Regions from separate parts of the Homo sapiens genome. Here region 1 is linked to region 2. Evidence: chromatin loops called from intact Hi-C (ENCODE). Cell type or tissue: HCT116. All regions are shown on one strand. Each heading gives the region's core, and the rest is flanking DNA. Links, peaks and the distances in the headings are about the cores only.

Region 1 (16,555 bases), core at 3,216-11,215, 1.3 Mb before region 2:
TACTTTATCAGAAAAAGGAAGACTAGTCAAATCCTTTTTCAAGTTCATGTAACTTAAGTAAAATATTTAATAAATAAGCTAGCTTTAAAATTATTGGTAAAGTAATATTAGAAATGTCTTAAGAATTGCCAGCATACATTTTTGTTTGCATTTATTAATCAAGCAATTTCATACTTATTACTGCCAAACACTATAAGGTGTCAAAATTTGGCATAGGGATTAGAAAACTATAAACTCAGACCAAAACAGAATGATCTCTGCTTGTGTAATCTTTAATAAATAAGACATTGATATTGGTTTAATAAAAATAGCTAAACCTTAAATTTAGTAAGATTACCATAACTTTAATTTTGTGGCTTTAGGTGGTCTAGTCCACAGGAAGTAAGGTTTGTTATCGTCTTTGTTTCAAAGCTAAACTATAAACTAAGTTCCTCTCAAAATTTGTTTGGCCTATGCCCAGGAATGAACAAGGACAGTTTGAAGGTTAAAAGCAAGATGGGGCCAGTTAAGTTAAATCTTTTTCACTGTCTCAGTTATAATTTTGCAATGGTGGTTCCATAATTTTAAATGATGACTATCACAGTTTTCATAAATAATCTAGGTAAACAATGAAAATAAAATAATTAGGTAAATGTAATAGAATAAATACTTGTAGACACATTCATCATAATTTAGAATCTAAAGTTATATTAAATTAGATAATAGATATTTCATTATTTGGGTATTTTCTAATAAAAATATAATTGTAGGAAAACGTTCTTTCTAAAAAAAAAAGTGTGTCCTTTAAAAAAAAGTGAAAAATTTTTGTCTAATTCAAAGCTTATTTAAAGATCATGTATAAAACAAGGTAAAAGGAACCAGGAAATAAAAGAGATGTAAAGAAAGTTATAAAAATAAAGATTTTTTTTGTAAGAAAGCTTAAAGAGAAATAATTTCATATGAAAAAGAATATTGTGTGGTAAATTTAGTCCTAGAGTAAAATGACATGACTGGTTATTTAAGAAGGAGGGATGTTCAAGACAAACTGGAAAGTCCAAGCATGTCACAAAAGGTCTATGTAAGTCACAATAAGCGGATTTATAAAACAAACAAAACCAAAAACTTTTATATGATCAAGTTGTCATATTATTATTAAGTTTTGGTTTGCTTAGGAAAAAAAGATTAAAACTTTTTTTAAATTAAGGTTACTACATCTGTGTATCTCTCTTGTGAACCCAGAAAATCTCAGACAGGTCTCAGTTAATTTAGAAAGTTTATTTTGCCAAGTTTGAGGACGAGCCCATGACACAGCCTCAGGAAGTCCTGATGACATGTACCCAAAGTGGTCAGGGAACAGCTTGGTTTTATACATTTAGGGAGACATGAGACATCAATCAATATATGTAAGAAGTACATTGGTTCAGTCTGGAAAGGTGGAACAACTTAAAACAAAGGCAGGAAGACTCTAAGTGGGGAGGGAGCTTCCAGGTCACAAATAGATAGTAAACAAACGGTTACATTCTTTTGAGTTTCTGATTAGCCTTTCCAAAGGAGGCAAATTAGATATGTATCTATCTCAGTGAGCAGAGGAGTGACTAAATAGAATGGAAGGCAGGTTTGCCCTAAGCAGTTTCCAGCTTGAGATTTCCTTAGTGATTTTGGGGGCCCAAGATATTTCCTTTCACACTCTTTATGCTCTTTTAAAGTACTTGTGACATTGAGTTACAGGGCTTTGATGCCTTGGTCTAAAAAGGACATCAAAGTCCTGCTAATTTTTTAAACACTGACAGCCATTAAAGCCCCCCATCTTCAGGCCTGGTAGAAGATGCCAATCAAAATAAACTGTATTCCTGAAACACAGGGCCAGAAATTAAAGCTATTAAACTCCTCAAGGCCCAGGGACTATCACAGAAGAGATGGGCATGTGAGATTGTGAGGGCCAATTTTAAGAGATAAAACAAGTTCTGTTTCTCTACATGTTAATCATTAATGTCAAAGGCACACTGATGCAAGACCAGCATATGGGCCCCTGTGTCAGATTAACAAGGTTTTCTTGAAGCATTAACCAACTCCTAAAGGTTATAAAGGTTATGAAAGGCTTATGAAAGTTATATCTTATGGTCAAGATTAAAATGTTATAGATTGTTTATAAAATTTTGAAAAATGAATTTAATTGGCTTCATGCTGTTTTTATTAGGGCTTATTGTTTGGAAAATTAAGTCTCCTCTCTCAAAGAATGAAGGTTTTCACCTTTTTTGGGGAAATCCTTGAGTTATCACTTTGGTTAAATGAATAACTTATTTCACAATGACCTATTAATTCTATTTTGTGATATCAAGTGTTTTAAACCTTTGATATTTGACAAACTTTCCAAAATCAAACTATAAATTATGTCTTTTTCTGACCTAATTAATCCTTTAAGATATTGTTGGGCCTGGCACAGTGGCTCACACCTGTAATCCCAGCACTTTGGGAAGCCAAGGCCAGCGGATCATGAGGTCAAAAGATCGAGACCATCCTGGCCAACGTGGTGAAACCCCATCTTTACTAAAAATACAAAAATTAGCTGGGTGTGGTGGCGCATGCCTGTAGTCCCAGCTACTCGTGAGGCTGAGGCAGGAGAATCACTTGAACCTGAGGGGCAGAGGTTGCCGTGAGCCAAGATTGCACCACTGCACTCCAGCTTGGCGACAGAATGAGACTCCCTCTCAAAAAAAAAAAAAAAAAGGTATTATTAATAGGTTCCCTAGAGTCCGAAAATGACATATTTGGCTTATTTGGTATAAAAATTATACAGGAAGCATAGTCAAATATGAAATGGTGTTTGGTTTTCTTTGGGCTGTATTTGTATAAATATGTTACTGGTATGTGTTCCAAAATCATGGGAAACTCCTGTAATTTTGGTATGACTTAGTGTACATTATCAGTAATAATTATAATTGTTATGTTAAATTATCATATGCCACAGAGATAACAAATTTCCTTGTCAATTGTTTCTTTATGGCTGCCCTAAAACCTTTCATCATCCACAGACAATTGTTGTCTTGTTTTGGTCCTCCTTAGAAGGTGGTTTTATAATCAGCTATAGAACTCTAACAGGTGTTCTTAAATGCAGGTTTCTGATAACTTTGGAGATTGTAACCTTAGAATAGAGGAAAAAACTTTCAGGACTCTCATGGAGAGCTGAAGTGTTCACGAATATCAAGCAGAACAGGATTAACTGCATAAACTAAACTGATAGAAGACTAAAGTAATATTTTTAACTTTTTGCTTAAAACGTTGCTGATCCTTTTTTTTGTTTTTCAGAGTCAAGAAAACTTTTCTTTTAAGCTATTTACAGCTTTTAGCAATTGACTAAAGTATACTCCCATGAACAAAACTTGGGGCATATTTGTGTCTCTCTGCCTAATTTCTCCAGAATTTGGAAATTATTTGTGAGTATTTGTAACTTATAACAATACAGCTATTTACGTAAGTGCAGTAAGAATCTGTTTCCATTTGTAACAGGACACAATTGGAGAAACTGGTTATTTTATCAAGACTTTGACTGGAATGGTGTGCTTTCCCTTGGAATCAAACTTGACTTCTGGAACCAAGATAGCCCCTTGGAAAAATTGGCCTCTTACCTTTATCTACACAGCCCCTGTACAGGGTTCCTGATCTGTGGTAGGTAAAGAATGTCACTTTCTGACAGGCCCAGGAGCCCCAAGTTTACCTTGGAACCTCAAGAGGAGAGGTTAACTCAATTCATAGGTATTTGATAGCACAAATCCACGGCTGGGCTCAGCTTTAAAGAAGTCTTATCTGAGATTCTTTCTACAGAACACAGTTTCATCAAAGCCAATTTAAAAGCCTATGTAAAAAATAATTATTCTTACCAGCCTGGCCAACATGGTGAAATCCCATCTCTACTAAAAATATAAAAATTAGCTGGGTGTGAAAGCACATACCTGTAATCCCAGCTACTTGGGAAGCTGAGGCAGGAGAATCACTTGAACCCAGGAGGTGGAGGTTGCAGTGAGCTGAGATCACGCCACTGCACTCCAGCCTGGGCAGCAGAGTGAGACTCCATCTCAAAAAATATATATATATTCTTGCTGCTCTGTATACAAATAATTAGGCCAAGTATAATAAAGCAAACAAGTCCTACCATAATTTGTCTTTAGTAAAAATGGGAAACTGGAGAGAGAAAAGATTGTTTCAAAAAGTGTAGTACACCTATTGTTAGATTTTAGTCTTGCCTAATGTTTTGCAATTTTTATTGTTTTCTACAGTTTGGACTGAATTCTAATTTTTGTTGGCTACAAGTCTTCAAAATAATGTTTTCAATTGTTTTCCTTCTTTTTTCCCCATTTTTCCTAATTTGGAGTCACTAAAAAACTAAGTTGTGCTTTCGTAAAGCTCTGCAAACTGAAGCTAGACAACTTAAACTTCAGAAGAAAATAACAGCAACCTATTTACATACATAAACCGCTTTCATACCTGCCTACTGATGTATGGACTACAGAGTAATGTGGCCTATATCAATTTTCCAGGATTTTTCTTTTGTTTATTGTTGTTTGTATCCCTTCCTCCCCCTAATTTCTCTGCATAGGACATGAGACTTCACAACCTTCTAAAAATGAGCTTTGCTAATAACTTAGGACCTACCTGTCTAGGAACGAACCATCCTAACCAAGAGAGATTAGAAAAAAGCTGGGACCAGAGACTCATTTTCTTCTAAAATGCTTTCTCCAGAAGATTTTTTTTAAAGGGTGGAGAAAATGTGAAAGGAAAAGATCTCGGCCCCCAAAATCACAAAGCCAAAGGGAAAATTCAAGCTGGGAACTGTTTAGGGCAAACCTGCTTCCCATTCTATTCAAAGTCATCCCTCTGCTCACTAAGATAAATGCGTATCTGATTGCCTCCTTTGAAAAGGCTAAACAGAAACTCAAAAGAATGCCCCTGTTTGTGTCTCATCTTCCTGTGACCTGGAAGCCCATTCCATGCTTCGAGCTGTCCCTCCTTTCCAGACCAAACCGATGTTCATTTTCCATATGTTGATTGATGTCCCGTGTCTCCCTAGAATGTATAAAACCAAACTGTGTTCTGACCACCTTGGACATATGTTGTCAGGCCCTCCGAAGGCTGTGTCGTGGGGACACGTCCTCAACCTTGGAAAATAAACTTTCTAAATTAACTGAGACCTGTCACAAATTTTCTGGGTTCACACTACAAATATCACAAAATCCAGAAAATGACATTATATTTTTATTTTATTTTTAAAATTAGAGACGTGCATTGCTATGTTGCCCAGGCTGGAGTGTAGTGGCTGTTCATAGGCACTATCTTGCGACTGATCAGCGCCTGTATTTTGACTTGCTCTGTTTCTGACCTGGGCCAGTTCTCTCCTTCTTAGGTAACCTGGTGGTCCCCTGCTCCCAGGAGGTCACTATATTGATGCTGAACTTAATGTGGACACCTGATTGGCACAATACACTACAAGCCCAGAACGTCTAGGCTAAAGGGATCTTTCTACCTCATCCTCCCAAGTAACTGGAACTATAGGCACATGCCACTGCACCTGATATCTTTACTAATTAACTGCTTGACATAGTTAATGATATTTTTTTCTTATATTTTTGGCTGTATACTTTTTGAGTGCCTCCTCCTATAAAAATTATTTTGTAAATATCATTTTCCCTAGGGAAAATAAAAAGATAATTCAGCCTTTCCTCTGTCATGGTTGATCAAATGTGTCTTTTAAAACATCTTATTTTGAAATATTACAAAAAATTGCAAAAATAATACAAAAAATTCCTGCATACTTTTCACTCAGCTTCCCCAAATGTCAACATTTTAAATAACCTTAGAACAATGATCAAAACCAGGAAATTAACATTGGTACAACACCACTAACTAAACTAATGGCTTTATTCTAATTTCACCAGTTTTCTCACTAATGTCCTATTTCTGGTCCAGGATTGAATTCAGGACCCCACATTGCATTTAGTTGTGATAACCTACAGGTCACGTTTGGCAGTCTTCCAAATTAGCCTACCTGGGGCAAGTCTTATGATTCATGGCTTACATAGCATTTCTGAGTAAAGAATCTTACGATGAGTCTCTCAAATCTTATTGAAAATTTCTCAAACTGTTGACGTACACATTAATATGTAACCTACTGACACTGAAAAGGACACTGATTTGTTTCTGAATCATGAAGTGTTACTGATTGTCTTAAACATGGACATTTTAACTTGTATGTTGTCATCTGTAGCCAAGGACTGTAACCTCTGTATTGTGCCATTCAATGAAAAAGGACAACTCCAGTATGAAGAGTCTCCATCCCTTCTTCTAAACTTTCTTATAAAATCATTCCAACTTCTAACGACAGACTTTGGAATACACCCAGCTTTATTGGCGTGTCTTCCCAGATTGATCCTCACATTTGGCTTCCAATAAACCTTTATCAATTTATTTCTGCCTCAACAGCCTTAATTTCCATCAACAAAATGGCATAGCTGACAGGATTTCAGAGTGACCTCCCTGGACTACCTAGACCTGCTTCCAACCTTTGTGCATGTGCCAGCACAAAATCCATTGTGTTCCTGGACTTAGATGCCCCTGCTGAGTGCTACAGATGAGTTCCTCCTGAAATCAATGAAGTTCCTGTCTTGGTTGATGTTCTGGTTTATTAAAGCTGGTTTCCTCCTTGGCTACGTGGTACAATGACTGTCTCAGAACGAGAGCTGCTGCTATGAATTCAAGATAAGGGCTTTTGTTAAATACTAGGGCAGGGTAAAATAGAAGCTTTGTAAATTGTTTCCCTGGTGATTTGGGGTGAGACCTTTCCTTAGCTTTTTCCTTTTCCAGTCGCATGAGGGCACTCTTACTCTACTCCATAACTTGTCCTCACACAAAGCTAAAATGGGAAGTGCACTCTAAGACACCTGCTGAGTTTTAGGTATAATACTTACCATCCTTCCACTTGCAAGTGCCTAGATAAGCAGTAGATCCCCTAACCCAGGGTGGTTATAAGCAGCAGTGGCCAAAATGGAGCTGTTCCGAAAATGCCTAAGATAATTTATTTGCACACACAGTTGAAAAAAAGCTGGTTTTAGATACAGACAAATTGAATGGAAGATTTACTTCCAATAACACCTACAAGCTTCTAAAAAAATTATTTTAAAAATGCCTCAATTCAAGAGGTAAAAAAGATATGTGAAACGATTTGAAAATTTTAATGATTTAGGAGGCTTTCTCCTTTTTGCCTCTAGCTGCTCCTCCTCCTTCTACCCCCGTAATCAGAACTCAGCTCTTCCTGTTTGTTCTCCTGGCTCCCATACACCTCTTAGGCACAGATTTTTTAGAATTTCACAATACACACATTTCCTTCCCTCAAAAGGGGGAAATATATTTAAATTTAAAACAAGGGGAACAAACAAAACAACTGCAGAATGAAAATAGAACTACTGAGATCATAAAAATACGAATCCAACAGTTTTTCTAAACTGAGAGATTAATATTTTAAAAATGAGATTCTCAAACATTAAGACATGCCAGGCCAAGCACAGTGGCTCACGCCTGTAATCCCAGCACTTTGGGATGCTGAGGTGGGAAGAACACTTGAGTCTAGGAGTTTGAGACCAGCCTGGGCAACATGGCAAAACCCCATCTCTACCCAAAAAATGCAAAAATTAGCCAGGCACGGTGGTATGCACCTGTAGTCCCAGCTATTAGGGAGGCTGAAGTTGGGGGATCACTTGAGACCAGGAGAGAGAGGTTGCAATGAGCTGTGATCATGCCACTGCACTCCAGCCTGGGCAACAGAGTGAAACTCTGTCTCGGAAAAATAAAAAAAGACATACTGGGTTTTCTGAGACTCCAGCTAGATACATATTATGGCCCATTGTTGTGCACATCTTAAAATAATAGACAGATTAGAACTCAAGTGGTCCACCCAGAACTACAGAGTTAACATGTAGGATCGTCTAAGTTCTCTGTCTACCTCTATATATTTTTTCTGCCTACTTTGAAACTACTGACTTTTCTACTTGTGTTGAGATAAAGCTCACTGTTTATAGTATTACTAACTTAAGAAGACTTAGAAATTTTGTTTTTCTTATACGATTCAGCCAGTTCAAGCTAAAATGTTAACATTAAAAACCTAACTCTAAACTCATTTGAAACTGAATAAAAGGATAAAAGATTTTTAAAATAAAACTGCCATCGAACTACCTTACCCAAAAATTTTGGCTCACAGCCTTCATTAGATTACCTATTGGGACAAATAAAATTTAGCCATGTGAACTAACAGGTCCCAATTTTTTCCAAAAATAATTTAGATCCAACTATCTTTTATAAACTGGTGAGTTTGTATTACTATCTCATGACTAAAATTCTAAAATGAAAACTATAAGGGCCAGATGAGGTGACTCATGCCAGCAGTCCCAGCACTTTGGGAGGCCAAGGTAGGAGGATCATTTGCGCCCAGGAGCTCAAGACCAGCCCTGGCAACATAGTGAGACTCTGACTCTACAAAAAAAAAACTTTTTTAAGTTAGCTGGGCATGGCGGCACGCACCTGTAGTCCCAGGTACTCAGGAGGCTGAGGTGGGAGAATCACTTGAGCCTGGGAGGTCCAGGCTGCAGTGAGCCATGGTCATACCACTGCTCTCTACCCTGGGCAACAGAGTGAGGCCCTGTTTCAAAAGACAAATCAAAAAATAAAGGTATAAGATCTCTATTTGTGCATATATATGTGTGTTTAGATGTGTTTACATATATACATGTAATATGTTATATGTTGTATCTACATGATACCCAATTGACTTATAGATAAATGAGCACTCATAAATTAGTAAGCCCAAAGGTTTTCCAAGTTCACATGACTTAAGTAATTCTTTAATAAATAAACTGGCTTTAAAATTATTAGTAAAATAAATATTAAAATGTCTTCAAAATTGTCAACATACATATTTGCCTAGATTTATGGTCAGATTTATACTTGTCTTATTAAATATTTTACAGGGTCAGGATTTGGCACAAAGGTAAAAAACTATGAACCCAGCCAAAACCAAAATAATCTTTGTGTGATTTTTTTTATAAGTAAGACTAATTTAATATTGTTGGTTTAAGAAATACAGCTAAACCTTCTGAGTTATCAACAAAATACCCATGTATTTAACTTTAAATTTCTTGCTTAGGTAAATATCTGACATTCACAGGCTATAAAAATGGTTAATAGAAAAAAACTTAAAAAACTGAGCACAGGCCAGGCATGGTGGCTCATGTGTGTAATCCTAGCACTTTGGGACCCTAAGGTGGGAGAATCACTTGAGCTCAGGAGTTTGAGACCAGCCTGGGCAACATAATGAGATCTCATCTCCATTTAAAAAATATATATATATTAAATTTTTAAAAAAGCTGGGCACAGTGGTTCATGACTGTTATCCTAATGCTTTAGGAGGCCAAGGCAGGTGGATCATTTGAGATCAGGAGTTCAAGACAAGCCTAAGCAACATAGTGAGACACTGTCTCTACAACACAGTGAGATACTGTCTCTACAAAAATTTTGAAAATTAGTCTGGCATGGTGGCACTTACCTGTAGTCCTGGCCACTCAGGAAGCTGAGAAGGGAGGATTGCTTGTGCCCAGGAGTTGAGGTTACGATGAGCTGATCATGCCACTGCATGATAATAATTTATTACATGGTAAATTATTTTCCTAAAGCAAAATGACAGGTTAATTATAAAAGAGAAAGGGTAGGGCAAAACAAAAGTTCAAACATGTCATAAATAGTCTACAGAAATCATAATAGGCCTGGCGTGGTGACTCATGCCTGTAATCCCAGCACTTTGGGAGGCTGAAGTGGGCGGATCACAAGGTCAGGAGTTCGAGACCAGCACAGCCAAAATGGTGAAACCTCATCTCTACTAAAAATACAAAAAGTAGCCAGGTATGGTGGCGCATGCCTGTAGTCCCAGCTACTCGGGAGGCTGAGGCGGGAGAATCACTTGAACCTGGAATGCGGAGTTTGCAGTGAGCCAAGATAGTGACACTGTACTCCAGCCTGGGCAACAGACTCCATCTCAAAAAAAAAAAAAAAAAAAAAAGAAATTATAATAAAGTTCTTTAAAATTTTTTTAAATGTATATGTGATTAAGTTGGCTATAATCAAAAAAAAGTTATAAGTGTTTCTAAAGATTGAGATTTTGGTCCTCTATGTTAAAATAACATTGTCTTAAAGTATAAATTTGCTCTTAGTGAATTACAAGAGCTTTTGATTTTAAATTCTACAATCTATTTCTTTTCTAAAACTTCTCAAATTTATATCTCAAAAAATTCTACTTGTGCTATACCTCGCTGCACATGATTCCCAAGTCATGAATCGTTGTTGTTCGTTCTTTATACCCTTAAAAAGATACATGTTTTTCTTGGTTGAAATGATAATCCTCTCCTTCAACCTTTTTGTCAACTTCTGTAATCTTTGACTTTTTTTTTTTTTTTTTTTTTTGAGATGAAATTTTGCTCTTGTCACCCAGGCTGGAGTGCAGTGGCAAGATCTCCGCTTACTGCAACCTCCGCCTCCCAGGTTCAAGTGATTCTCCTGCCTCAGCCTCCGAGTAGCTGGGATTAGAGGCATTCGCCGCCGTGCCCAGCTAATTTTTGTATTTTTAGTAGAGACAGAGTTTCATCATTCTAGCCAGCCTGGTCTTAAACTCCTGACCTCAGCTGATCCACCCGCCTCGGCCTCCCGAAGTGCTGGGATTGCAGGCATGAGTCACCATGCCCAGCCAACTTCTGTAATTTTTTTTTTTTTTTTTGAGATGGAGTCTTGCTGTGTCACCCAGGCTGGAGTGCAGTGCCGCGATCTAGGCTCACTGCAAGCTCCGCCTCCCAGGTTCACGCCATTCTCCTGCCTCAGCCTCCCGAGTAGCTGGGACTACAGGCGCCCGCCACCACGCCCGGCTAATTTTTTGTATTTTTAGTAGAGACGGGGTTTCATCGTGTTAGCCAGGATGGTCTCGATCTCCTGACCTCGTGATCTGCCCACCTCGGCCTCCCAAAGTGCTGGGATTACAGGCGTGAGCTACTGTGCCCGGCCTTCTGTAATCTTTTTCTCTGGTTCTAACTCTGGTGTGGCCTGATGCTAAAATGTTTATCTTAAAGCTCTGGAACAAAACCATTTTCCTCCAATATAACTTGATTCTGTAGTCTTGGCTTTTCTCGATATAGCTAAATTATTTCCTATAACCAGGGCACTTTTGATGCTGTTACTGAGACATATTTATTGTCCTGCTTAAGATACAAGTTTCCTTGTTTACTTTCCTCAAAAATATAGTGTACACTCATAACTCTGGACACACTCTTCCTGTATTTTAATTAAATCCAAGTATCCTTTTTTTTTTTCTCGCTCTGTCTCCAGGCTGCAGTACAGTGGCATCATCTCAGCTCACTGCAACCTCCGCCTCCCAGGTTCAAGCGATTCTCCTGCCTCCATCTCCCAAGGAGCTGGGACTACAGGTGCGCACCACCACGCCCAGCTGATTTTTGTATTTTTAGTAGAGACGGGGTTTCACCATGTTGGCCAGGATGGTCTCGATGTCTTGACCTCATGATCCGCCCACCTCGGCCTCCCAAAGTGCTGGAAGTACAGGCGTGAGCCACCGCGCCCAGCCTAAATCCAAGTATTCTTTTCATTGAGTTTGTCTTCCAGGTTATCTAAATAGAGTTCCAATAAAGAAAAACAATCATATTACAAAAGGTTTTTCTTTACTTTTTAGTAACTATCCTAAAATTTTTCTTAATGTTTTATCAAGGTAATTCCTGTGACTTACTGTGTTTTGATCACTTTAAAAAAAAAAGCTTTAAAAAGGTGAAGATTTTTTACATCCACATAACTTTCTTTCTTTCTCTCTCTGTTTCTTTTTTTTTTTTTTTTTTTTTTTGAGATAGGGTCTTGCTCTGTCTTCCAGGTTGGAGTGCAGTGGCACAATCACAGCTCACTGCAGCCTCAACCTGTGAGGCTCAAGAAATCCTCCCACCTGAACCTCCGGAGTAGCTGGGACCAAAGGCACACACCAGTACACTGCCTATTTTATTTATTTATTTTTTGTTTATTTATTCATTTATTTTTTAAATTTTTGGTTGAGACAGGGACTCATTAGGTTTCCCAGGCTGGTCTCGAACTTCTGGGCTCAAGTGATCCTCCCGCCTTGGCCTTCCAGTGTTGGGATTACAGGGATGAGCCACCACATCCAGCCTTTTATCTTTTTTTTTTTTCTGAGATAGAGTCTCGCTCTTGTCGCCCAGGCTGTAGTGCAATGGCGCGAACTTGGCTCATTGAAACCTCTGCCTCCCGGGTTCAAGTGATTCTCCTGCCTCAGCCTCCCAAGTAGCTGGGATTACAGGTGCCTGCCACCATGCCCAGCTAATTTTTTTGTATTTTTAGTAGAGATGGGGTTTCATCATGTTGGGCAGGCTGGTCTCAAACTCCTGACCTCAGGTGATCCATCCATTTCGGCCTCCCAAAGTGCTGGGATTACAGGCATGAGCCAACATGCCTGGCCCTTTTATCTTCTTTAGAGTTCTCTTTTCTTCTTACTAGCACACAGGTTGGCAAACCATGACCCACAGGCCAAATGCAGCCCACTGTTTGTTTTTGTAAATAAAGTTTCATTGGAACACAGTAACATTTGAACAGTAAACACAGTAACATTTGAACACATTTGTTCAAATATTATCTATGGCTGCTTTCACATTTACAACAGCAGAGTCGAGTAGCTGCAACAGAGACCAAATCCTCCTCAGAGCATAAAATATTTATTTTTCTTTTCAGGAGAAGTATAACAGCTCCTATACTATCCAGTCCCTCATTATTCCAATCCCATTATAGTTAATAATTTTTTTATGTTAAACTTTCCCTGTTCAAATTGTTGTGTAGTTTCTCACTTCTGATTGAACCCTGTCTGATACATCTCCAACCTCTCTGGCCGTTTCTCAGTCAATTTTTGGGCTCCCCTCCCTCTACCCATTTCATAATGTTAGGGTTCCTCAAAGCTTCCCTCTGCTTTTAGATAGGTTTTTGCTCTGCCACCCAGGGTGGAGTGCAGTGGCACAATTCTAGCTCACTGCAGCCTCCAACTCCTGACTCAAACAATCCTCCCACCTCAGCCTCCCAAAGAGCTGGGACTACAGATGTGTACCACCATGCCTAGCTAATTTTTTAGTAGAGATAATCAATGGTTTTTAATCTAGATTCCATTATGGCTCCAATGTGTCTATAAACCACCTGAAATTATATGCAAATTTTATATGGATATGCAAATACACACAAGTATGGGGAGAAATTTCCAGCTTCATCTTTTGGCAATATAGCTCAATAGTTAAGGGCACAATAGACCCTGCATACAACTTGGTGGACAAAAGTGACTGCATCTGGGATGCTAATCTGCAATGCTGACTTCAATGTTGACTGCAATGTTGATTAGCCCCAGTCCTGTGAATATCTCCTGATTCCTACTTTATTTACTGTCCCTAGTGTAAGAACATGTCAACCTTGATGTTATTGCACAAATTATTATCTATTACACATGTAGCATTCTTGCCTGTTCTGGAGGGCTACCTTTAATTGTCTTGCACAGAGCAGTTTGACTCTTTCCCTACAGTATATAAACTCTGAGTGTGGAGCTTACATGTACAGAAATCTGCCACCCAAGCCCACATTTCTGTCTGTAAATTCCCACAGTAAAACACCCTTACCAAGAAACTGGATTTGTCTGCCTCAACCTTTGGTGTCTTGGCTCCTCTGGCATTTGGGGGCCACTTTGCATATAGGGCCCTCTCATGGAACACCACCTGCTTCAGTTTGAATCCCAGCTCTGCCTCTTTGACCTAGGCTAGCTTACACGGTGCCTCAGTTTTCTTGTCTGTAAAATAGGGAAAATTATAGTACCTACCTCTTAGAGTTGTTATGGGAATTAAGAGTTAATATATATATATAAATCATTGGGACAGGGCCTGGCCATAATTAAGCAGTATTTAAGCACTGGCTATTATTGCCATTTCTGGCACTCTCCCTTCTCCCTAGACGGTTTTCTGTTGCTCTAGTGCACCCTGCTTTCTCTGACTGTGAACCCTCAGGTGGGGTCTTTCCTCTGCTCAGCACACTCTTGTCTATGTTGCTTGCCTACTAACTTCCCTCTGGCCTCCGCTCAAATGTTATTTCCTCAAATAAGCCTCTCCTGATCTAGAACTCCTCTCCCTTGTAAAAGCTCCCAGAGCTTTCTCTAATCCTCCTCATAACCTTCACCATGATTTATTTACAGTGATTACTTATTTAAGGTCTTCTCTGACAGTCCATGAACTCCGGGCGAGCAGAGATTATGTGTTCCTGGCTTCCTGCTGGACATCAGCACAGTGCCTAGTACACTATAGGAATGCCATAAATGTTTGTCAAATGCGTGAATGACTGAATAAGGAACAAAACAAATGAAAGGCTTTTATAAAGTTATAAAACCCAATACAAATATTAGGTAACACAATAATGAGAATGTGACAAAATGTGATGATTGCTAGGTAATCTAATGTTAAATTGGTAGGAATTAGTATTGTGTGAAGGAAACCCTCTCTTCTCCAATTTGCTATAAAATATATTAGTTCATTGGAACCCGTGTCTTTTAACCAAATGGAAATTATGCAAAAGGACCAGAAAATATTACTGGGTACAATTAAGGAATCACAGACAGATATTGATTGGTTAAAACACCCTCCACTTTCACCCCCAGGAAATAGGCCTCAGATGAAAGAAACTATTGAACAGGGAACCTATTTATTCACAGAGAACATATTCATGGCCTTAATTCAAGACAGGATTAAATACTTTCACGAGTTGGCAAAACCAACTGTGCCAATCTGAGATATTCATTGCTACCCTGGGAGTTAATGTATGTGACCCAAGCCATCAGGAAGACGATATTCTATTATCAATGAACACTCAAACACTAGAAAAATCATGATAGTTGCCACCATAATTCAAGATAGACACAATAAAGTGATTCTCCTGAGAATGTCTTCAAGGACTTATTGCTTCCTCTTCTCTGGAAAAAGGAATCCTCGAGGAGGAAGGGTTTACATTCCCCCACCTTCCCAACTGTCAGACTTCGGACCGCTCCTCTCCTGTCTAATCCGCCTTTCATTTCCCAGACGCCAACATCTGATCTCCAGGAGAAACAGTGCGGTAACTGCCTAACCAGGATTGGGGAAAACTGAACCAGGCACTGGACTTGGGTCTGGGGAGATAGAGGACTGCAGAGATTTCACAAACACCGCGGTGCCTAGTACACTATAGGAATAAGTGTACTATTCCTATAGTGTATACTTTTTTTTTTCCAGAAAAATCCCTCTGGGGTATGAGCACTATTTTCAGTTCTGGTTCAACTTTTCATTGAGATTCTATGTGGATAAGAGGATCTTGTAGTGAAAAAAAGATAAAAAGCAGTGTTTTCATCTGAGTGTGAGAAACCATGTGTGCCTAGAGGTGGGAGAACTGAGTATTCAGAAGGCAGAAAAAATAACTGAGAGCTGGGTGAATGATCCCACAGGCCCTAAGCCCTAGATGGTTGGGGATTAGCGATGTATAATTCAACTTCTGCCAGCGTTGGCGGCAGCGCTCCCACGTAGCCAGCCTGAGGCTGTCAAGCTCTGGACTACATTTCCCAGAAGGTCTGCTCCCCGGGCTGTCGCAATTTGAATTGGGGCGTGTCTAGAAAGAGAAGCCATAGTCGGCGAGCAACGCTGGAGCATCCCGCTCTGGTGCCGCTGCAGCCGGCAGAGATGGTTGAGCTCATGTTCCCGCTGTTGCTCCTCCTTCTGCCCTTCCTTCTGTATATGGCTGCGCCCCAAATCAGGTCTGTGCAAATGTATTGCCTTCTCTTGAGAATTCTTGTTGCGGGGCGGGAGGGAAACATAGAATCCCCACCAAAGCTTTCTTGGAAAACTCCCCTGGGGGGGCTCCAAGATGGCGGAGCCCAGAGTTCGGTGGGTTGGAGGCGAGGTCCAGCTGTCCTGGGTGCCAGGAGGACACCCGAGACCCCAGGCGGTGAGAAAGGGCGGCAGTCCGGGGCACACTGCTTTTCCCTGGCCTGTTTTTCTTTTGTCTAAGCACCCCCTGATTCTGGCTCCAGGGAATCCCGAGGGTAAGGCTACCTCAAACGCTTGAGTTTCGGACTCTTCAATGGGATATGGCCCGACGCTGTTTTCCCCTTATTCCCCACGCCTTAAACCAGCCTTCGAGGTACAAAGGAGCGATTCCACATTTCGCCCTCTGAAACTGATAGCAATCGTAACATCTGCGGCCCCATCCTTGCTCTCTCGTTGCTGTTACAATCGCTTGTTCTGTGGGCGGATGTTGTAAAGGAGAAAAGTGAAAAGGAAGAGTGTTTGGTTATGAGCTCTATCCTGCCTTGCGAGCAGGAGCACGGGGGATCTGAGTTAGGAGCTAGGGTACTGGGGCGGTGAGGGCTGGGAGAATGGTGGGAAGGTATTGACCAGGTGATAGATCAATCAGCCCAAGGCTGGCCAAGTGCCCCAGT
Region 2 (16,555 bases), core at 5,075-13,074:
GCAACTAGCAGGATCATGATAGAGACCCCAAATAAAGTAATTTACTCTGCTGAGTTTGGTTGTATCCTAATTTAAGGGTCCCAACAATTGAGCTTCTTTTTGTTTCTTTCTAAAACATTGCACTGAGCCCTAACTAAGTGGAGGTGCCCTGGTTGCCCAGGAAAAAATATTATCCCAGGGGCTTGAGCCTAGGGAAATGTGATTCTCCTTTCCCCCTACAAAAGTAATCCTGGATTTCTGTGCTTAGAGTGACACTTCCTAATCTGCCTGTGTATCTTCCCATCTTTCTCTGTACTGGCCCTTCTTGGGCTGCTGATCTAGTGGAAGCTGATTGATTAAAATAACCTTGTCTTCTGTAGAGGCTTACCCAGAGGCCAAGCACCAAGCTGGGGAGGCTGGAAACCTGAGCTCCAGAGAATCTCTGAATTGGAAGAGATCTCAGAGGTCACTAAATTCATTCCCCACAAGAAGTTTAAACCTATTCTGTTATTATGAAAATGATATGAAAATGAAGGCAAGTTGCTTATCCTTTTGGATGTAATTCACTCATCAGGTAAAAAGGACTATCTGTTCCTTTTTCCTCAAAAGGCTTCTATGAGGATGAAACACTATTTGGGAAGACATCTTTGCAAAATAAAGAAGCACTAAATACAATACACAATTTAATTATCAATTCTTTCTGTAGCTTCTTCTAGCCTCCAGTCTCTGCTAGCCATTTTTAGTTTCATCAGCCATCTTGAAATGTTCTCCTTATATTCTTTCAATATCAGTCAAACTACTGATGGACAGTTGTAATTCATGTTCTTCCGAAGGGACACCTGAAGTCAGCTTTTGCTTCTAACCAGGTACGCAAAGCTAGATTTTTTAATTTCTTTTCTGAAAAGGGAAATGAAAGCCTCAATATAAAGGTTGTCTGGCAACCAGATAAAAGAAAGAATTTCTTTCAGTCTTTCCAAGAAGAACAGAATGGAAGTCTTGAAATATAAATTATTTTTTAGTGGTGTCTTGAAAAAGGTGTTACTCTTCATTATCTGCCTTTTTTACCCTTTTTCCTGAATATGGCCTATGCAAGCAATTAAACCATTTTGTATCTTTAAAATGAATACAAATGGAGATATTTTTAGGAGATGGAAGGAACCTTAGAGGTGTCCTGGTTTATCCATTTAGTTTCTGAAGCAGAGAAGTGGGATTTAGAATAGGTGAAAGATTTCCTCATGATTTCTAGCTTTTCAGTGCTGAGCCAAGCCCAAACCTAGGGTTCCTAACTCCCAATCCAGGGTCCTTGCCGCTAGGACAGAGGTAAGATATAAACACAAATAACTACATTGAGGTATTCTTACACTAGTATCAGTCCTCATTGTCCAACCTGGTTGTAAGTGTGGCTGAAGAAAAGACCCCAGGCCAGGGACCTTCCGCTACACTGTCAAAGGGCTTTTGGGCTGGAGATCCTAAGTGACATTTCATATGTTTACCTTGGAGGTAAAACATCTGTTTTGAATCTGAATTGTGCCCATTTCACAGAGGATGGAAAATTGGTTAGTTTCCTTTCTCCTAGCGCAGAATTGCTCACGTTGTTCTGACTTTTCTATTGGGGTTGAGGCCTCTCTCTCATGCTCCGCCCCAGTGGGAAGCCTGCGACTTTCCTGGAATGGCAGGTTGTGGAGAATAAGAGTTCCCAAGAAGAGGGAAAATGTCCTTCTGGTCAAATCCCATTACAGTGAACTCGCCACCACTGTCTAAACTCCCTTGGTGTTAACCCAGATCAATCTTACTGAAGTTATGTAGGCCAGTGCCTGGGGCATTGAAATAATTGTTTCACATGATCTCACTGTGACAAACATTATCTCTCTCCCACTACCAATCTTTGTCATAGAAATGAGTTTCTCATGAGCCCAGAGGGAGATAGGGTCTACGTGGGTTGGGGTGGATCTGGTCTGTCTGTCTACCTCTGCCTCTCTGTCCAGTCTTGAGTGATGCAGCACATGCTGTCTGTCTTTTGCAGTGCATGACCCACCACATGGGTAAATTACCCTGCTGCCACCCAGGACCTCTTCTTTGATGAACTGGGTGGCCAGCGGGGTCTTTCCTGGAGCCTTGATGGTCTCTCCTCTGCAGAGGTGGGGCAGTGGATTTTCAGGGGATTATTTACAGTTATACAACTTCTAGGTGGTGGTGGTGGGGGCAGGGGCTGTGACTCTCAGGCTGGGGGAAATCGAAGGGTTAAGATGTTCTATGCATAGGGAATTCTGGACGCATAGTATCATAGAGTCCTAAAGCTGGAAGAGGCTTAAGATTATCTATGCAAATGGAGATGAGTTTGGGTGTGAGATACTTTAGGGTCTGGCTGCAGCACAGAGTCAATTGGAAGTCAAAGACCTGACAGAAAAACATATTTGTTCATGGAGATATAGCAATGTGGATCTGGGAAAGAAGGCAGGAGACAAAAGGCAGGCTTTCTCTGGCCCTGAGATGGGAAGTGACTTGGCTAAGAACACTTCCCTTTCTCATGCTACAACTCAGGTGGGCCTGCTTTCTAGAGCAGCCAGTTTGGAGATGTGAGGGGAACTAATCTTCACTAAATGAATCAGAGAGAAGCCAGATGTTTGCACCTGGAGTTGGGCTGCATGATTCCTGCTGCCTGCTGCTGGCAATTTGTTTCTCGGTCAACCATGAGACCTTTTGTCCGCAAAATGAAGCCGTGAAACACTCCTGCCAGAAAAGCAAGGGAGAGAGTCCTCTTCCCACTGCGCCACCATGAAAGTAGCATACTTGGTGACAGTTGTTGTTTGAAAGTGTTGATTAATCATGCCATCTGCCCTCTGAATCCTGAACCAGTTGAGGACTAGGCATAGGAGTCCAAAATGGCTGGGTGTATCTATCTTATTCCAGTCCCAGGGGAATGTGGCTCAGAGTCCAGGGCAATATGGACTTCATAGTCTTCCCCCTCTGAATTGAACTTATGACCTCGTCACAGGTAGGGAAGCGAGATTCCACAGGGCTGAAAGGTAGACTTTTATATCGTGGAAAAGTCTGGAGTGTGAAGGAAATCACCTGAGGGTTATGGGCAGATGGTGTCCAAAAGAGAGCCAGTGAGAGCTAGCCACATGCTCAGGACACTTCCGTGCACCAGCAGATGGGACATGGAGGGAATGCAGATGATGGGGGGAGAGTGGGAGGACTTTCTCCCCAGTATACCAAGAGGGCACACATTCTTATTTTAAGATCTGATGTAGGAACAGGGGGAGAAAATAGCTCCTCTACACCCACCCTCTCTTTCTCAGTGAAACCTACTTATCTCCCTACCTTCATCCACAGTCCTCACTAGCTGCTTGTCTCGAGGTTGTCTTCTGCTCACTTTGTGTTCTCCTCCAGCCTGCACAGTGGTGAGCACAGAGTAGGTTTCTTTGCAAATCCATGTTCAGAACATGGTCTACACCTTGGTGAAACAGCAGGTGGTTGTCCCAGGCTGGCTACTCCTTGAGACAAGGATCTGGGTGCCAGTAGTTCATTTGGGAAGTGATGCCAGGGAACACCAGTAGAAGAAGGGGGAACTGAGTCAAGGAAGGAAAGGGTGTTATCAAGCAGGTCACCACTTGGGCAACTGGAGCTTCTGCCCCTGGGGAACTCTATGCCAGTACAGAAAAAGATGCCCAAAGCCATCCTAGTGAGAGTGAGAGACTCAGGTTGTTTATTTACCATATTCTATTAGACAAGTAGTCTGCTAGATACGTGCACATGATATGCAATTTTTGCTTTACGGAGTAAAACTCCATCTAGCAGTTAGATGTGAGATACTCACCAGCTCCCTGTGGCTTCTCTCTGTGATTTTTGTTAATTTTGACACAAGACATTTTCTGAGCTCTGCTCTCAAGTAGAAATGTACTGCAGTAAACTAACACAGCAACAGAAAACCAAACAACGCATGCTCTCACTCATAAATGGGAGTTGAACAATGAGAAGGCATGGATACGGGGAGGGAAATAACACACACTGGGGCTTGTCAGGGGTTGGGGGAAAAGGGGAGGGAGAGCATTAGGACAAATACCTAATGCATGCGGGGCTTAAAACCTAGATGACGAGTTGACAGGTGCAGCAAACTACCATGGCACAAGTATACCTATGTAACAAACCTGCGTGTTCTGCAAATGTATCCCAGACATTCAAGTAAAAAAAAAAAAAAAGAAAAAGAAAAAGAAAAGAAAAAGAAATGTCCTGCAGTAGTCTCCAACAGTTCATCCACTGTTGGTACTGAGAAACCCACCCTCCAAGGACCTGTGGGGCTTCTGACACATACAAAGACAACAGCAGCCTTGAGCAAGCTCCATAACCATCTCTGTCAGTGTGTGAGGTCTTATAGAAACTATCAAGAAAGAATGGCAGGTACTGCAGTCCTTCGTAAGCTTCACAAAATGCCTCCTGCTGCCGAGTTGCTGACCTTATTTCAGATATTTACTAGTTGAAAGCAAATTGGCTCTGACAAGTTTCTTTCTCTCTGAGTGTGGCATGAACCTTACCTGCTTTCTACTTGGCCATTCAAAATGCTGTCATGGAGACCTGGACTGACCTTTGGGGTTGGCACCTGGAGACCACCCCTTGAGGCCACTGTCTAGCTCTTCCTGGGATGAACAGGAAAGTAAATCATGAATAGGTGATGGGTCCTGGGAAGGCTGCCTCTCAAAAAGATTCATCAGCTGAGCTTCCTGGCTCCTGTCCTGCTCCCTGCTCTCAGCCTGGCTCCTGTCCTGCTCCCTGCTCTCAGGAATCTATGCTCTGTCCAGGCACCCCGAGAAGCCCCCTTGGCTGGTCCCAGGTGTCTCCTCCCACACCTTTGCAATGCAGCTCTCACCACATGGCAACTTATTCTGCCGTCTCCCCAGGGCCTCTTCTCTGTTGGGCTTGGTGGCCAGTGGAGTCTTTCCTGGAACCTCGAGGGTCTTACTTTTGCAGAGGTAAGGCAGTGAAATTCAAGGGATTATTTGCCAATTCTGCTGAATTTAGAGACAATATAGTATGGAAACACATTTTTTCAGGCTATAGTTCAAGCATCTTCAAGGGCAGAGCTCTCTATTAGTTTTCCTATGATGCAAGCAAAATAGTTTTGGGGGTAAAAATTCCAGTCTACATAATTCAGGTATGCAAAAGTAGAACTTTATTTCTTTTCCCCAAATTTGACACTTGTTATGGGTTGAATTGTGTCCTCCTCAAAAAGATATATGGGAATCCTAACCTCTGGTACCCAGAATATGACTTTATTTGGAGATAGGGTCTTGACAGAGGCAATCAAGTTAAAATGAGGACATAACAGTGGGTCCTAATTCAATGTGAAGGGTGTCCTTATAAAAAGGGGAAATGAACACAGACATGCACACAGGGAGAACTTCATGTGGAGATGAAGGCAGGGATGAAAGTGATGCTTCTAGAATCCAAGGAATGCCAAAGATTGCCGCTGAACCACCAGAAGCTAGAGGGCAGGCATAGAAAAGAGTCTCTCCTTCCCTGCACTCAGAAAGAACCAACCCTGTTGATACCTTGATCTCTGAATTCTAGTCTCCAGAACTCTGAGATGATACATTTCTGTTGTTTGAGCCTCCCAGTTTGTGGTGTTTTGTTATAGAAGCCATAGAAAGCTAATACAATGCTCAATTCTTCTTTTTCACTGGTGGTGATAAGCTTGCCAATTCAAAGCACATTTGAGAGTCTTCTGTTGAACTCAGTATCTTTAGAATAAATACTCAGGCAATTCAGACTTGCCTCTTCTCTCCCCTTCTGTCCTACTCTCCTGCCTGTGGCCCTGGGCAGAGCTTTCCTCTGTGGATTCTGCTGCTATGTGTCTGTTTCTTTTTGCTGTGTTGGCTCTAAACACTCTGTCTATTGCTGAAGTGTCCACTTCTCGCAACTTCCCTGGCTTCAGGTCACTGTGTCCAACACATTTACTCAGTTTCAACATTCTCATCTTACATATGAGGCTTCCCCAGGTCTTCCAGCTGATTCTCAGCCTCACCTGCACCCGTCTTGTTTTGAGTGATGTGGGGATGGGGTGGGATTAGGCAGGGGTGGGGAAACTTTGCAGATATTCTCTTGAGCCTGTCTCTGGGGCCACAGGCTGCCAGAGCAGGGAGGTAGTAGTTCCAGGACATACGTTTGCCATCCCAGACCCATTCCACCACCATTTTGCCTCTCCTCTGGCTGCCCACATGTCCAGGGACTCTCTGTGAGGCCAAGGTATATGAACCCCGAGGCATCACTGTAGCAACTGGAAACAGAAAACATTCTGAAAGCCGGTCAGTGGGAGAATGATTAAATAGGTGAGAGAGTATTTTTATTGTGGAATACTATGCAGCTGTTAAAAATCTGAGGACACTCTCTATCCTGACATAGAAAGATCCAAGACCTATTGAATTCTGCAACAGCATGGATGGCATAATTCTGTTTTCATAAAACTCTGTATGTGTGTATGCATACAAAAGCACAGAGAATCCTGGACGTATATCCAAGTTATCAGTGCTACCAACAGGGGACATGTGGATTAGGAGAGAGAGGAAGGTATGTGAGAGGAGATGTTCCCTTTTCCCTAAAAATCCTTTTGTGTAGTATATAAAATATTATCGGGACTATATTTATAAATGATAAAATTTTAACAACAACAAAAAATCCTCAACAAATAGCATAAACCATACTAAGAATGGCCTGCCTGTTCCTTTCTCAGTGCCTCTAAAATAACCTGTTTACTTTCTTTATTAAGTCTAAAAAGGATCAGGCATACTTGTGGAGTTTCACTGAATTCTCTCTTTTTCACTGAGATATTGTTAGTGCAAAACTTTAATGAATAAATAAAGGACCAGAAAATACAGCTCCCAATTGCTCTCCAGACCACAGCCTATGTTGTCACAGAGGCCTCTGGCAATCCAAAAGGAATAAAGTTGAATCAAGTAACAAGGGGAAATCAATATCTTATTCATGTTAAACCTGCCCTAATGCCCTCCATTATGGGAGTCACCACACAGAGAATCGATCTGTTTCTCTTCTGGTGGAATGTGGGGGCTGTAACATTTTCATTTATATATATTAACTTTTAGGAAGGGAACTTCACTCATGGAGCCATTTCTTATCTCTATAAAACCGGCAGATTTAACAGCAGAGTTTCAGAGCCTCTTATGTTTGAGCTCCAGTTTGCATACTAAGTAAACATTCTAAGAAATAGTTCTTGGGTCAGGACAAGGATAATAATGATCATTAATAACCATCACTCATTACAAGGTTCTTCTTCCTCTGAGCTCTTCTAACCTACTGTTTATAAATGCATTTTAATTTGCCAAGCGCACTCCCCCACCCCTCCCAGGCAGACACACGCTTGCAGGGAGGTTAATTGCTACTGCCTTTATGAGCCCTGACCTGTGCAGACAGCATTCTCGGATCACTTCTCCCACCTCTGGGGCCGAGGTTAACGGTCACTGTGCAAGACTGCTTGGGACAGGGAGTGGTAGAATCTAATTACTGGCTCTTGTGGGGTGGACCCGTGAGTGCGTCTTTATGAACATGATGGGCTGAAGTAATCTCCAAGTCTGCGTGCTAATGACCTTCTGAAAGCTATTGTTATTTCCAAGGCCCTGAGGAAATTATATCTTAATTGTGAGTCTAAAATGCCCCCTATTAACTCTCTCTGTTGCCCTTACCTGATTCTTATTGCTCTGAAATCTGCTTGATCCAAATGCAACCAAATTACTTCCTCATTTTGTTCAAGAGATCCTAGATTATTTCTGTTTGAACCACCATCCCCTGTGTGGGTCCCTGTCCTCATTTGTTTCCAGCCTTAGTTGGTCCTCTCCCTAACTGGTAGATTTCCCCACGGGTACGAGTGCATAATTCTCTCTTTCTAAACAAGTTGCAACAGATTTTCTGTTTTCTGCTTTTTGAAGATATGGCTGGACATCTTAAAATACAGATTTTTGCATCTTTATTTTCTTGACTCTCTTAGTAGGTGAGTCATTAGAAGTAACAAAGAGAAAGCAGGATTAATGGTGAACATTATAAACATAGTTGGAAATAGTATTTGCGAGCTACTATTAATAGGATTTCCCCCCTCTGATTTGTTTGTGTGTTTCAGTTATGTATATTAACATTTATTTTGTCCCTGGGTTAATTCTTTATTCTCTGAAACTCCAGGAAAACAACATTGCTGTGTTGTTAACATGCCGGTGAATATTCTGCACATATACACATGCCCCTGCTGTGAATCTTTCTGGCAGACATTGTTTTCTCTGAGGGCAAGAGCTAAAATTTAAAAGCATCTCACCTGACAAATGATTAGGGAATAATTCTTCTTCAACCAAATGCCAAAACAAATCAGCTCCCTAAAGTGATGTGAGATCTCCTCAAGCTGTGCCTGGTAATATTAATAAACGAGTAGATGCCTCTGCCCACAGCTTGTCATTTCAGTGTCCCCCCCAACCCTACAGGCATCAAAGCCAAAAAAAAAAAAAAAAAAAGCTTAGGTTGCCTTTAGGAAGTTAAAGCCTGCCATCTTGTGGCGAGTTCATACAATTACACTAATATTTCATCAAGTTTAAGAATCGCATCTTGGAATTTACCAAAGGTATTTTTGGCATGCACTCACAAATGGCATCTGATGTATTTGGGCTGCGCTTATTCTCTGATAGGTACCAAAAGCTCTAAAGCTTGAAAATGACTACGAGTGCATCTTTGACATCTTGCCTTTGAGAAGCAAGTGAGAAGGTGGATGCTGGGGTGAGAGCTCTATTGTACTGTCAGGTTCTTCTAGGATTTGTAATGCTAAAAAGTGGGACCATCTGGGATACCAGTGACTGCAGCTGCCTCCAGTTCTAGGCAAATGGGTAATTTCTTTAAGTGCCCTTCTGATGAGCAGAAAAACTTCAGGCTTGTTAGCTCAAGAGTCATTTGCAGATACACCTGGAGAGATCATAGCAGGTGGTGCAGTAGAGCACCCAACTCAAGAGGCTGATCCATCCATTGGGTGCTCAGCAAATGAAAACTAATGATGCCTGTTAGTGGTTGGGGAATTTTCCTTTAACCTGGACAAATGGGAATTAAAAAAAAAAAAAGGCGCATCTTCAAGCATAATCCTCTGGCTTATGCATTTTGAGGTTAGAGAACAACACCTGGAAGATTTGCTTTTAAAAAACTATTTGTCAGATTTTAATGATTTTTTTCCACATTCTGCTCCTGCTTTCTACAGGTTCTCACAGTTGGAAAATGACAGGAGAAGGTGTTTGCTATGATATATGCAATCTATCTGGTGGTCAGAACATGGGAAAAAGAGGGGGAAGTTGGGCTTATCCAGATTTAAGCTCACTTAAAAAGCAAGAACAAGTTTGAGGGAGCTGAGTAATTTACATACTTTCAGACACAGCTGCACAATTCTTTTCAGTTTTCCCATCTGTGAGCTAGAAACGAAGGGAATGATCAAATTTGCCAATTGATTGCCTTCATGGATGTTAATGCAGTGAGGCAATCTCTAAGGTTGTTAGTGTAGCAGGGTATGTATCCTCTATTAAAAGGGGTGCACAAACTTTTAATTAAATTTGATTAAATTCGAGGGGTTTTTCTTCTTGTTTTTTCAGTACCATTTGATTCAATCAGGTTGAGAATAGAGAATCACTTTGAAGTAAATGTTCCTTGTTCTTCAAAGAAGGCTTCAGTAGGCTTCCTTGGTTATGTAAATGTCAGATAAGTAAGCCTCCTGGTCCCAGGAGAAAGCTGGAACAAGACATCCTGTGCTTTGAGTGGTTTAGAAAAGGTTGCCTCTTGGCCGGGGGCGGTGGCTCATGCCTGTAATCCCAGCACTTTGGGAGGCCGAGGCAGGTGGATCACGAGGTCAGGAGATCAAGACCATCCTGGCTAACACGGTGAAACCCGGTCTCCACTAAAAACACAAAAAATTAGCTGGGCGTGGTGGCGGGTTCCTGTAGTCCCAGCTACTCCGGAGGCTGAGGCAGGAGAATGGTGTGAACCCGGGAGGTGGAGCTTGCAGTGAGCTGAGATGGCGCCACTGCACTCCAGCCTGGGTGAAGAGTGAGACTCTGTCTCAAATTAAAAAAAAAAAGAAAAAGAAAAGAAAAAAAAGAAAAGGTTGCCTCTTAACTTGTATGAGGAATTGGTGGTGCAGGGCAGCATGGAGGGCTGTTGTTGTTGCAGTTGTGTGGTCTAGTAAGATGAAATTAATTAAATGCCTTTTGGATTTAGTTGATAGCTTCCTTTTTTCCTTGACTTACCTTGACTTTTGTGCCCAAACACTCCTGCTTCTTGTTCTGCTTCTGCTCTTAGCTCATCTCCTTTGCAAGGCCATGCTCCTCTGACTATTCTGTTGACCATCCTTAAGGCCTTGGTCCTGCTAAAGTATAATTTTCAAGAAGGTAAAATCAAGACTCTCACACAAATACAAAAGGAATACATCAAAGGCTTTATGTAACTTATTATTTAGTGAAGAAACCAGTATGTTAAAATCAGGTCAAAGGAAAATTTGAAGGCACACATAAGTATACTTAGGAATGCAGAAATGAATTTGCTCATAGATGCAAAATTGATAATATATTGTAGAAAAATAAAATGTAATGCTTGGGGTCAGGGTCATCTTTTTCACCCCAAGGTAAAAATAAATTTTATGTCTGTGGGAACAAAATTTATTCACAGTGCTATGGACAACAGTCATCTGCATTTCCATTAGTTTTCTACAAATTAACTTCTACCCCTAGAGAGTAGTGAAATAGCCTGGCCAATAGGAAGACAATCAATGATGCCCAGCTTTAAAGAATCAAATCACTCCTGGAGGGTCTGCTAGACAGAGCCCAGAACTCTCAGTAATCTCATTTACTCATTTTTTGAGTAAAGGAAAGATTTTTGAGTTGAGGAAAGATTTTGACATTTTTTCCTGACAGACTTGGGCATCCAACCATTCTGTGCTCCTTCTGGGCCATCTCACCTAAGCCACAGCTTTGATTACCTCCAATAACAACTGACTTTTAACTTTTTATCTTCTGCCTAGTCCTCTAAGTTCCAAATCCATACCTCCGTATGCTTACCTGGCAACTCCTCTTAGAAGTTTTTTAGGCTAAGAGAGAGGGCAATTTATATGTTAGAAGAAGAGGAGAGGTTTGAACTCAGCATTATATGATTTCAGAACTGGAGCCAAAAGCCTGCAACATCAACACGAGGTAGTTTTTGGAGGTGTCCAAACTCAGGGGGCTGGAACCTATGTGGTAGATCTCTCCTTTTTGTGTCTTATGGTGGGAGGGTTTATTGTCTGGGGAGGAGGAGGGTGGTGGAATGGACCTCACTGTTTTTCTAGCTGAACTACAGATAAGAGCCTATGCTGCTGGCTGCCCATGGGGAGAGTTGCTCTTTCCTGTTGATGAGGCAGGAGTAGCTGATAACCTTTTTCTACAGAAAAAGAGTTTGAGAGACTGTGGATTCTGGTGTTGTACCCTTGAGCTGCCTCCTTTTTTTCTTCCTATACAAGGAGAGAAGGCTCCAGCCTGTGCTCTGGGTGGTAGTGGAGTAGAGAGTTGGGTTTTTCCAATGCGGTTGCTTCCCAAGTCTCCCGAGGTTTATCCATATTTTCTACCTCTGCCCTGCTGACCACCGTTTCTGCTATCCTGTCTCCCTAACTTGTCTTTCCTTCAATGTCCACACATTTAAGAAGAATGAAATCTCAAGCCTCATCAGTCCCTGACTGGCCTCACAAGTTTAGCAGGAATTTTGATCTGTTCAGGTGCTTATTTCTTCCTTTGTTGTCTCTTTTTCTTCTCTTCTGGCTTCTCAGGCCTAAACCCAGAGACTGTTTAATCAGTTGGTGATCAAATGAAAACAAATGTCAGAGAGGTGACGGCAGCTAATAACCAAAGCCCTTCCTCAATAGAGAATAGCTTGCTGTTGGAAAAAGTAAATTTCCACCAGGTAGAAAGTATGTGGGAAATATTATTGAGCAGGGGGAGCCCAGCTGCCTGCCAAATCTAACCACTTGTCTGGTGTTTCATTCTTTTCTCTGCCAGGGAGCCACCATTTACACAATCCCTGCATTGGCAAAGACCATCTCAGTGGGGACTTACTAACTTTATTGGGAGGGCAAGAGAGGTCAGGTTGCTTGACATTAGTGTCCACACAGAAACCAGAGAAAACACATTTTGTTAAACATGGCATTCCCTAACATGTAAACAGTTTTAACATAATGTTTTTGATAATAAATTCTAGTGCAAAGAGAACCAAACTGGAGGGTCACGGGATACAACTGGGAGGGACACTTATTTCACCCCTTTTTACTCGAGTTACCAGCCAAATCACAGAAATGGGCTCTGCACAGTCTCGTCAAGGTGGCCTGCAGTATCCACGAATTGTGTGGCCTGCAGTATCCACGAATTGTGTGGCCTGCAGTATCCATGAATCAACTGCAAGTCTCATGTCAGCTCCTGAAAGGCAATGGGAGCGGGTGAGGAGGAGCAGCTTCTGCCCACGTAATTCCTCCTCCCTGACCTCATGACCTGCCCAGAGCTGTGCCCCTCTGCCCACTTTCCTGGGATGACTCCTAGCCAGGGAAGGCTCTCAGGTCCCAGGTACACTCTCAGCCTGCTCTTTCTGAGCACATTCCTAGTCTTATGAGATTAAAGGCTCTTCTGCAGCCAGAGAATCCTACACACACCTCCTTTGAACTCCAGCCACTCTGAAAAGCAAACAAAAAAAAAAGAAAGAAAAAAATCTGCCTATAACATATTTTTGGAAATTCTTTTCCCTTTCTTTCCAATCAGAACTGAATGAAACTACTTTCTTGCTTGTATGACATTGCTTATTGGTGCAGTACTTCAGATATCAATGCCTTAGAAACATACTCTTTTTTTTTAGGGTTTCTGTCTAGGAGTGAGGTAAACTTATCCCCTGCCAACTGTCTCACTCCCTTTCCAGGAAGGGTCACCTTCCTCTAGTTATATTGGGTGAAAATGGGCTTTAAGAAATATTATTATTAGCCAGACATGGTAGCTTGCACCTGTAGTCTCAGCTACTCAAAAGGCTGAGGCAGGAGGATCACTTGAGCTCAGGAGTCTGAGGCGTAGAGTGCTATGATCTTTCCTGAGAATAGCCACTGTACCCCAGCCTGGGCAACATAGTGAGGCCTCATCTCAATATACACACACATACATATATACACACACACAACATATGAGTGTGTGTGTCTATGTATGTATATAGTTTGCATACACACATATATGTATATATATGTATATTTAAATTAAGGTATAATTCACATATAAAATTTCCACTTTTAAGTTACAATTAAGTGGTTTCTACTATAGTCACACAGTTGTGCAACCATCATCATGATTTAGTTCCAGAACATTTTTATCACCCCCACAAAAGGAACTCCATACCTATTAATGGTCACTCCTCATTCCTCTCTTCCCTGACCTCTTACTACTACCATTCTACTTTCTGTCTCTACAGGCTTGCCTGTTCTGGACATTTTATATAAATGGAATTATACAATATGTGGCCTTTTGTGTCTGGTTTATTTCACTTAGCATGATGTTTTCAAGGTTCATCCTGTTGTAGCATCAATCAGTAGGCCATTCCTTTTCATTGATGAATAGTATTTCATTTTATGGATATACCACATTTGTTTATCCATTCATTAGCTGATGGACACTTGAGGTATTTCTACTTTTTGGCTATTGTCAAAAATGTTGCTACAAACATTCATGTACAAGTTTTTGTGTTGATATATGTTCTCAATTCTTTTGGATATATATCTAGGAGTGGAATTGCTGGATTGTATTTTAACTCTGCATTTAACTCTCTGAGGAACTGCCAAACTATTTTTTAAAGTGGCCTTATCATTTTACATTCCCATCAGCAACGGATGAGAGTTCCATTTTCTCTACATCCTCCTCTCTTGTTATTGTCCATTATTTTGATGATAGCTATCCTACTAGGTGTGAATAGACATCATTTGTATATTACTGTAATTTTTGTTTTTTGTGTTAAGAAACACATTGCGTGGTATCTACCCTCTTCAGCAATTTTAAAGTTTATAGTACCGTATTGTTAATTATAAACACAACGTTGTACAGCAGATCTCTAGAACTTTTTCATCTTGCATGACTGAAACTTCATACCCATTAAGAAGCAACACCCCATTTCTGCCTCCGTCCAGCCCCTGGCAACCACCATTCTATTTTCTGATTTCTATTTTCTGATTTCTATTTTCTGATTCTATGAGTTTGACTATTTTAGAAACTTCACGTAAGTGGAATCATGCAATATTTATCCTCCTGTCGCCAACTTATTTCACTTACAATAATGTCCTGAAGGCTCATCAATGTTGTAGCATATGACAGGATTTTATTCTTTCTTATGGCTGAATAATATTCTATTATAATATAGAATATTACATGTATATAATATGGAATAATATTAATATGGAATATTAATTATTACATTACCACTGGCAATGCATAAGGGTTCTAATTTTTCCACATCCTCATCAGCACTTGTTAATTTCTGTTTTTTTTTTTTTTATAATGGCTGTCCTACCAGGTGTGAGGTCGTACTGCACTGTGGTTTTGATTTGCCTTTCCCTGATGATTAAATGATTTTAAGCATCTTTTCATATACCTTTTAGCCATTCATATGTCTTCTTTGGAGAAATGTCTATTTAAGTCTTTCACCCATTTTTAAATTGGGTTATTCGTTTACTTGCTATTGAATTTATACACACACACACACACACACACACACACACACATGCTGCTTGACTTAACAATGGAGTTATGTCCCAATAAATCCATCATAAGTTGGAAATATCATAGGTAAAAAATGCATTCAATGCACTTAACCTACAGAACATCATACCATAGCCTAGCCTACCTTAAACACATTCAGAACACTTACGTTAGCTTACAGTTAGGCAAAATCATCTAATACAAAGCCTATTTTATAATGAAGTGTTGAATATCTCATATAATTTATTGAATATTGTACGGAGAGTGAAAAAAAAACGGATGGGTGGGTACTTGACATACAGTTTCTACTGAATGCATATCACTTCTGCACCATCATAAAGTCAAAAAATCATCAGTCAAACTGTCGTAAGTCAGGAGCCATCTGTGCGTGTTTGTGTGTGTGTGCATGTGTGTATATATATGTGTGTGTATATATATGTGTATATATTTAAATTGACAGATTAAATTATATTTATTTACCATGTACAACATGATGTTTTGAAGTATGTATACATTGTGAAATGACTAAAATCTAGCTAATTAACATATACGTTATCTCACATAATTATCATTTTTTAGTGAGAACACTTTCACTTTACATTCATTCTCTTAGCATTTTTCAAGAATACAATGTTGTTAATGTTGTTACCATATTGTACAATAGATCTGTTAACCTTACCCCTTTTTTCTAACTGAAATTTTGTATCCCTTGACCTACATCTCCACAAATCTTCTGCTCCCAACCACCTCAACCCCTGGTAACCACCATTCTGTTCTCTACTTCTGCGGGATCAACTTTTTTAGATTGCACATATGAATAAGATCATGCAGTATTTGTCTTTCTGTGCCTGGCTTATTTCATGTAACATAATGTCCACCAGGTTTATCCATGTAGTCATAAGTGACAGGATTTTCATTTTCTATGGCTGAATAGTCTTCCATTGTGTATATGTACTACATTGTATTTATTCATCTGTTGAAGGGCACCTAGATTGATTCTAAATTATTTCCTTCCTTCTACTGACTTTGGGCTTAGTTCATTCTTTCTTTTCTGGTTCCTTCAGGTGTAATATTCGATTTTTAAATTTGAAATCTTTCTTCTTTTTCGATGTAGGCGTTTATTGCTATAAGCTTCCTTCTTAGAATTGCTTTTGCTGTTTCCTTAGGTTTTGATATGTTGTTTCCATTTTGGTTATCTCAATAATTTTTAATTCCCTTTTAATTTCTTCATTGACCCCCATTGGCTGTTCAGGAGTATGTTGTTTAAATTCCATGTATTTGTGAATTTTCTAAAGTTCTTCCTGTTATTGCTTTCTAGTTTTATACCATTGCGATCAGAAAAGATACATGATACAATTTCAATCTTCTTAAATTTGTTAAGAATTGTTTTGTAGCCTAACATATGATCTATCCTGGAGAACGTTCCATGTGAAGTTAAGAAGATTGTATATTCTGTAGCTGTTGGATGGAATGTTCAGTATATGTCTGATAAGACTATTTGATTTAAAATTTAGTTTAAGTCTAATGTTTCCTTACTGATTGTCTGTCTAGATGATCTGTCCACTGCTGAAAGTCCCCTACTATTATTGTATTGCATTCTATCTCTCCCTTCAGATGTAATAATATTTGTTTTATATATTTAAGTATTTCAATTTTGGGTGCATATACATATACAGTTATTATGTCCTTTCATTGAGCCAGTTTTTCATTATGTAATGACCTTTGTCTATTTTTACAGTTTTTTATTTAAAAACTATTTTATCTGATCTAAGTATAGCTACTTCTGCTTTCTTTGGATTTCCGTTTGCATG

The links. A loop is a pair of places that touch in the nucleus more often than their neighbours do. Peaks named below come from ENCODE experiments on the same cell type or tissue, not always from the same donor. Only the 100,000 strongest peaks of a DNase experiment are listed, where the experiment ranks them.
Region 1: a loop joins it to region 2, with 6 times the contacts of the local background. A loop is called at or near these places in 3 of 110 quality-filtered maps.

What each region holds. Positions count from the first base shown.
Region 1 is chr14:67,694,946-67,711,500 of GRCh38, reverse strand. It overlaps RDH12 (retinol dehydrogenase 12), which reads right to left and starts at 9,615. Exons shown (of 9, transcript NM_152443.3): 1 at 9,566-9,615. It overlaps RDH11 (retinol dehydrogenase 11), which reads left to right and starts at 15,737. Exons shown (of 7, transcript NM_016026.4): 1 at 15,737-15,871. The coding sequence starts at 15,798. It also overlaps a transcript of GPHN not described here and the pseudogene RN7SL369P. RefSeq lists enhancers at 15,420-15,469, 15,490-15,539, 15,584-16,220. In HCT116, for the core only: a CTCF peak has its summit at 6,833; DNase peaks (open chromatin) are centred at 6,860 and 10,730; H3K4me3 peaks cover 661 bases; H3K27ac peaks cover 427 bases.
Region 2 is chr14:66,351,586-66,368,140 of GRCh38, reverse strand. No RefSeq gene overlaps it. Among named protein-coding and RNA genes, the nearest start is that of CCDC196, 130 kb to the left of the region's middle. In HCT116, for the core only: a CTCF peak has its summit at 8,500 (motif pointing left); a DNase peak (open chromatin) is centred at 8,500; H3K27me3 peaks cover 392 bases.